Regions from separate parts of the Homo sapiens genome. Here region 2 is linked to region 1. A link is a contact called in ENCODE Hi-C or POLR2A ChIA-PET data. All regions are on one chromosome and are shown on one strand. Each heading gives the region's core, a stretch centred on a gene start or an enhancer-like site at or near the end of the contact. The rest is flanking DNA. Distances are from core to core; before and after follow the strand shown.

The links. A loop is a pair of places that touch in the nucleus more often than their neighbours do. ChIA-PET counts read pairs that join two places held with the same protein, here RNA polymerase II (POLR2A). Pooled maps may share reads with other maps.
Region 2: a map of CD4-positive, alpha-beta memory T cell shows a loop between it and region 1 (2.8-fold over the local background). The contact joins two enhancer-like sites. A Hi-C loop is called at or near these places in 5 of 168 maps with a recorded cell type or tissue (CD4-positive, alpha-beta memory T cell, Calu3, endothelial cell of umbilical vein and 1 more), 1 of 37 single-sample maps with no recorded cell type and 8 of 50 pooled maps. POLR2A ChIA-PET finds 5 or more read pairs at or near these places in 5 of 52 experiments (A673, GM12878, T-cell and 2 more).

What each region holds. Positions count from the first base shown.
Region 1 is chr13:21,398,397-21,401,996 of GRCh38, reverse strand. ZDHHC20 (zDHHC palmitoyltransferase 20) reads left to right here. Exons shown (of 13, transcript NM_001330059.2): 6 at 312-344; 7 at 1,504-1,624. Among named protein-coding and RNA genes, the nearest start is that of LINC00539, 55 kb to the right of the region's middle. Within about 2 kb of position 2,081, at least 2 of the 41 ENCODE cell types and tissues checked have a DNase peak (open chromatin) inside an H3K27ac peak, as active enhancers do.
Region 2 is chr13:21,434,319-21,438,051 of GRCh38, reverse strand. The region is part of intron 1 of ZDHHC20 (zDHHC palmitoyltransferase 20); the gene reads left to right. Among named protein-coding and RNA genes, the nearest start is that of ZDHHC20, 23 kb to the left of the region's middle. Within about 2 kb of position 2,016, at least 26 of the 41 ENCODE cell types and tissues checked have a DNase peak (open chromatin) inside an H3K27ac peak, as active enhancers do.

The sequences.
Region 1 (3,600 bases), core at 832-3,331:
TCCCAAAGTGCTGGAATTAATTACACGCATGAGCCACTGTGCCCAGCCCAGATCTAAATATTACAGTATTATTTGATGTGGTCTAAGGCAGCTGAATATGTTCAGCTGAATTCCCAGTATAAAAATCATGACTTTTTACCTATGAACATTCTTGTGGAAGCATCAGAAATTATCTCTAACCTAGTTTCTGGGTTGATTCTCTTAAGATGTAGTTGTAAAGGGAATTTTAAGTCAAATAAAAGAAAATTATGAGAAGTTAGAATTAGAAGAATTTTTCTGCATGGATTTTCTTATGCTTGTTTGTTTCCTAGATGTATTCTTAAGATGGATCATCACTGTCCTTGGTATGTATAAAAAAACAGAAGAAATTGCATTGGTGGTGAGAGAGAGAATTTAGAGTAACTTCAGTATTCCTAAATTTTGAAGGCCAGTTTACTCATAGATATTAAGATTGATCTCTTTACATATATGCATAGATTTGTATGTAAACAGTTATATTAAATGGTTTCTATTAAAATATCTGCTGAAATTAACCCAAATAACAATGTATTAAGAATTAACATTAAAATTCCACATTCCTTATGGAATTTATTAAATACAAACATTCACAATTAAGACACCACTCAACTTCCCAGATGACCCATTTCTAGGTAATAATGATTAAGTTTTCTAGTTTTCTGATTTGTCTTTCTTTGTGTTTGTTTTGTTTTATTTTATTTTTGAAACAGGGTCTCTGGTTGCCCAGGCTGTAGTACAGTGGCATGATCTTGTCTCACTGCAGCCTTGACCTTCTGGGCTCAGGTGATTCTTCCACCTCAGTCTCTCAAGTAGCTGGGACTGCAGGCATGCACCACCACGCCTGGCTGATTTTTTGTATTTTTAATAGAGATGGGGTCTCTCCATGTTGCCCATGCTGGTCTTGCACTCCTGGGCTTAAGCAGTCCACCCGCCTTGGCCTCCCAAAGTACTAGGATTACAGGCATGAGCCACTGCACTCGGCCCAATTTATTTTTTTTAATTATTATGTTTTAATTGTTTTAAAAAACATCGAAGAGGTCAGGAGTTCAAGACCAGCCTGGGCAACATGGTGAAACCCCATCTCTACTAAAAATACAAAAATTAGCCGGCTGTTGTGTTGGGCGCCTGTAATCCCAGCTACTTGGGAGTCTGAGGCAGGAGAATCACGTGAACCTGGGAGGCAGAGGTTGCAGTGAGCCGAGATTGTGCCACTGCACTCCAGCCTGGGCAACAGAATGAGACTCCCATAAGATGTACCATGTTAACCATTTCTTAGGGTACAGTTCAGTAGTGTTAAGTATGTTCAAATTGTTGTGCAATTAATCTCCAGAACTTTTTCATCCTGCAAAACTGAAATTTTATTCGCATTAAAAAGCTCCCCTTCCCCACACCACACCAGCCCCTGGCAGCCTCCATCCTACTTTCTATTTCTGTGAATTTGTGATTTGTCTTACTTTTATAATGTGGCTTTCTTTATTTTTCCAGGGTGAATAACTGTGTGGGATTTTCTAATTACAAATTCTTCCTGCTGTTTTTATTGTATTCCCTATTATATTGCCTTTTCGTGGCTGCAACAGTTTTAGAGTACTTTATAAAATTTTGGACGGTAAGTCTTTTTTTCTATCTTGAAACATGTATTTAAGACTTTAAGATGCTATCTTCCTAATAAATTACTTTATTTTTTATGACAAGTAGATATACTTTAATTTTACAAGTTAGAGTTTTATAAATCCATCAGAGGACAGATAGGGCTACAATTTACTTTCATATACACATGTTTATTTGTAAATAAATGTGTATTAAACAGGATATAGTGAGCCTCTTTTAGTGATCCAAATTATTTTCACCCACATTCTAACAAAGACATATTCATTTTAGGGAGGTAAATTGCTTTTCTTTGAGTTGGTGAGACTTACTGCAATTTTATAGTAATAAAATCTATAAAGACAGGAAGCAGTTTAGTGGTTGCCTCAGCCCCAGGCAGCCACTAAACTGCTTCCTGTCTTTATAGATTTTACAGCATTTCTTAAAATGGCAAATGAATGAAAACAATCAAATGTCTTATCAACTGAGGTCCCCTGAAACTATGACACATCTATACAAAGGAATGCAATGCAGCTTAAGAAAGAATAAGGAAGCTCTTTATAACAAATGATGTGAAGTGATCTTTGAGATCTTTTATTAACGTGAAAAAAACAAGGTACGGAAGAATGCATATAGTATGCTGCCGTTTCTACAGCAAAATAACATGTATATATATTTGTATATGTTTTATCTGGAAGAATGCAGTAAAAAATTCTTAACTGGTTGCCTCTGGGGAGGGCACTTAGAAGGGAGACATGCTTTCTACAGTTATCCTTTGGATTTTGTATAACATGGACAAATAGTAATATATTCAAAACAGATAAATATAGCTTTAAAATTTTTTTTAGTATGGAAGTATATATTTTTTGAGGAAAAACTACCAAAAACATTGAAAGTAACTGCCTCTTGGAAGTGGGAGAACTGCTGTTTTTCATTAATAGCTTTTTAGCATTATTTTAATTTTCTCTGTGCATGTGCCATTTTTTAAAAATTTAGAAATTATTTTATATTTTATTTTATTTTTATTTTTATTTGATTTTATTTTTATTTGAGACGGAATCTTGCTTGGTCACCCAGGCTGGAGTGCAGTGGCGCGATCTCATCTTACTATAACCTCTGCCTTCTGGGTTCAAGCGATTCTCCTGCCTCAGCCTCCCTGAATAGCTGGGATTATGGGTGCTCCACCACAATGCCTGGGTAATTTTTGTATTTTTAGTAGAGACAGGGTTTCACCATGCTGGCGAGGCTGGTCTCGAGCTCCTGACTTCAAGTGATTTGCCCGCCTTGGCCTCCCAAAGTGCTGGGATTACAAGTGTGAGCCACTGCACCTGGCCAAGAAATAATTTCAAAATAAATGAACATTTTCTCCTTCATTTAAACTCTCTTTAAATTTCAAGATAATATTAATTCCTTTCTCTTTCCCCTTCAGCCCTTTAAATATAGGTTCAGTCCTGGGCTGTCTCACTGTTGGTTCTTTCTACTGTGTTTCTGGGTTGTTGCGTGTCCCCCTGTGGCATTCACAATTGCTGTTCCTAGCCCTAGCGCTCACATGGGCTGAGCCCATTCCCCTGTTTCCAGTTGCTATTTATTGAACCAGTAGACATGAGGAAGACACCATAAAAATCAGCACGTCTCAAACCAACCTCATTTTCATTTCACTGTTCTTTCTATGTTTATCTGATTGATTGGGAACAACATCTTTACAAATCTTATCAGTTTCCAAGCTAGAAAAATTAATAGCATCTTGGAACTATTGTTATTCCTGTATGAAACTGAGGTATAGAATCAGGGTGGTATACTAGGGGAAAAAAATGAGCTTTCTTTACATGTAAATGCCATGTATGTATTTATTTGCCAGAATCTAAGCTCCATGAGAGCATGAATATTTGTTTATTTTGTTTGTTTATGTTTCTTTCCTTTTTTTTTTTTTTGAGACGGAGTCTCGCTCTGTTGCCCAGGCTGGAGTGCAGTGGCGCGATCTTGGCTCACTGCCAGCTC
Region 2 (3,733 bases), core at 767-3,266, 36 kb before region 1:
GAAAGGAATCTTTTTTCTGAGCAGTAGGTCTCAACAGTGGGCTTAAAATATTCAATAAAGCCGCTGGGTGCGGTGGCTCACGCCTGTAATCCCAGAATTTTGGGAGGCCGAGGCGGGCAGATCACGAGGTCAGGAGATCGAGACCATCCTGGCTAACATGGTGAAACCCCATCTCTACTAAAAATACAAAAAATTAGCCAGGCGTGGTGGCGGGCGCCTGTAGTCCTACCTACTTAGGAGGCTGAGGCAGGAGAATGGCGTGAACCCGGGAGGTGGAGGTGGCAGTGAGCTGAGATTGTGCCACTGCACTCCAGCCTGGGCGACAGTGTGAGACTCCATCTCAAAAAAAAAAAAAATTCAGTAAAGCATACTGTAAACAGATGTGCTGTCACCCAGGTTTTGTTGTTCCATTTCTAGAGCATAGGCAGAGTGGATTTAGCATAATTCTTCAGAGCCCTAGGGTTTTTGGAACGGTAAATGAGCATTGGCTTCAACTTAAAGTCCCCAGCTACATTGGCTCCTGAGAAGAGTCTCCCTATTCTTTGAAGCTGGACATTGACTTCCTCTCTCTGGCTAGGAAAGTTCTAGGTGACCTCTTCTTCCAATAAAAGACTGTTTCATCTGCAGCGAGCATCTGTTATTTAGTGTAGCCACTGATATGGCGTGGCTCTGTGTCCCCACCCAAATTTCACAGTGTGAAAATGGACTAATATAGCTACCTTCATCAATTATCTCAGCTAGATCTTCTGAATAACTTGCTGCAGCTTTTACATAAAAACTTGCTGCTTCGTCCTGTACTTTTGTGTTATGGAGATGGCTTATTTCCTTAAACCTCATAAATCAACTTCTGCTAGCTTAAGACTTTTTTCCTGCAGCTTTCTCATCTCTCTCAGCCTTCACAAAATTAAAGAGAGTTAGGACTTTGCTCTGAGTTAGGCTTTGGCTTAAGGGAATGTTTGTGGCTGGTTTGGCTCTCTGTCTAGAAAACTCAAACTTTTTTTGTATCAGCCTCATTGCACTTTCTTATTCATCTATTCACTGGAGTAGTACTTTTTTTAAAATTAATTTTTTTTATTATACTTTAAGTTCTAGGGTACACGTACACAACGTGGGCCAAAGTTAGTGCCACTCCACTGGAGTAGTACTTTTAATTTTCTTCAAGAACTTTTCCTTGGCATTCACAACTTGGCTAACTTTGGCCCAAGAGGCCTAGCGTTTATCCTGTCTTGGTTTTTAACATGTCTTTCTCACTAAGCTTAGTCATTTCTAGCTGTTGATCTAAAGTGACAGGTGTGTGACTCTTCCTTTCACCTGAACACTTAGAGGCCATTGTAGGATTATTAATTGGCTTGATTGCAGTATTGTTGTGTCTCCGGAAATAGGGAGGCCCAAGGAGACGGAGAGAGATAGAGGAATGTCTGGTCAGTGGAGTGGTAGAAACACCACATTTATTAAGTTTTCCATCGTATATGGATGCAGTTGGTGGTACTCCAAAACAATTACAATAGTAACGTCACAGATCACTGATCACAGAGCACCAGAGCAGATATTATGATAATGAAAAAGGTTGAAATACTGTGAGAATTAACCAAAATGTGACACGGAGACACAAAGTGAGCACAAAGTGTTGGAAAAATAGCACAGATAGACTTGCTTAATGCAGGGTTGCCACAACCTTCGATTTGTAAAAAACATAATGTCTGCAAAGCACAATAAATCAAAGCACCTTATGAGATGTGCCTATATGTATTTTCAGCAAGAATGTCACAGAAGTAATGCTGTGTCATTATAACATTTTGGGGACCATTAATGTTGATCAACACCCAAGGTAGTGTGTGCTATGTTTCTCCATTCTATAAAGGTACAGTTTTTCTTTGTAATTAATATTCTATTAGACCACCACATCACACGGATTCCTTTTTGAGGAAGGACTTGTTGCTCAGTTTTGGTCAGTGCAGTCAGCAGATAGCTTCCAGCACTTTCTGCATGACTCATATCACCCAAGGTCACACCCTTCCTGGTGCAGCTTGCACACAATGCCTGAGTGAGATGGGGTGGAACTGCCCACTTCAGAGCTCCCTGCCGGTTGCTGAAGCCAGGACTATATTGCAGTGAGATTGCTCCCTTAGCCCAATTATACCTCTTCCCCCTTCCTTTCACATATGCTGGTCCCTAGTAAATACATTGCACCCCAAACTCTGTCTTAGCATCTGATTCCAGAGAACCCAACCTGAGTCATTTCTTATTGGGAGACATTTTGAAACCCTGTGAATAATCTGTTTGTTATTACTTTCACTTACTCCTTTTAGCATCTATTGAGAATTCTTGCTTGAAACAGTTATTACTGTCCTGGTTGCCAAATGGTGGTTTTCTAATTCCATGATTTCTTCTACATTTACTAGTTAGAATTCTACTGTATGGAAGAGATTATCCTTCTCCCATTTACTTATTTATTGATTCACTCACATATATCAGCATGCACCGGCAAATTCTATTTTGTGAATTATAATCTAACACGTATTTTATTGTTCAATTTGTCCCAGATTTGGCCAGTAGGAGCCAGTTTCCATCTTGTTTCTGTGTGCTTTGATGTGTCCTTATTGTTTTTTTAGTACTTCCTTTCTTTCTGGCAATATATTTCAGCATTGTTTGATACTTTTCCTGCCCCTGGAATTGGTCATTTCAACAGGGACCAAGAATGAATATAAAAAATGGAAACATTCAAGCATTAGAAGAAAATATGGGTGGATGATCTTAAGGCAATGAGGAAAGCCTCTAACATCTCAGAATCACCAAGCACAATAGAAAAAACAAACAAACAAAAAAGTAAGCAGATGTTTCACAGGAAAAAAAAAATGAAAATGACACATAAGCATAAGAAAAGATACTGACCCTCACTTATAAGATAAATACGAGGTAAAATTATCCTGCCATACCAAAAGATTGAAAACTTCATTGAGTAGACTGCAGAGAAACAGTCAGTTTCATTCATTGCTGGTAGAAGTATAAAATGGTACAACCCGTATAAAAGGGTTTTTGCAAAAAGCTAAAGACATGGTGGACAGATTTACTTTTGGTTCAGTAATCCCACTGTTAGGAATCTACACTGAAGATAAACTTCCACAAATAAACAACACATGCACAAGGTTATTTATTGCAACATTGTAGTGGCAAAGGATTGGCGACAACACAGATGCCCATCAATAGAAGGCTGATTGTATAACTGGAATATCCACACAACGGAATATTGTGCAATGCTTTAAAAAAAAAAAAAGGATGTCTCTGTGTGCTAATGGGTAGCGATTTCTAGAATTTGTAGGACATTTCACAAGACATCTGGCCTGATCTTTTCAAAAAGTCATCATCATATGGATTTAGGGAAGATGGTGGTAATAGTACATTATTTTTGAGTCACTCCAAATCACTGCATAAAAACAGAACATGAACAGTATCTGTAGCAAAACTAGTTTGCTAGAGAATGACAATGAGCTTCAGACAACCAAATTGACTGCAGAGATACAAATTAAACTCTAATATGAACATTAAATATTTATTTTCTTGTGGACCCAAGACTAAGACTAAATGAGGAATAATGTTTGTAATGGATACTATATGCTTTAACAATTTTGATTCAGCACAACTACTAGAGAATGGAGAGAGAATATATGAAAAAATTATTCAAACTTTTAAGTAATCATATTACTGGCAGTGTTATTGTCATTATCTCGAGATT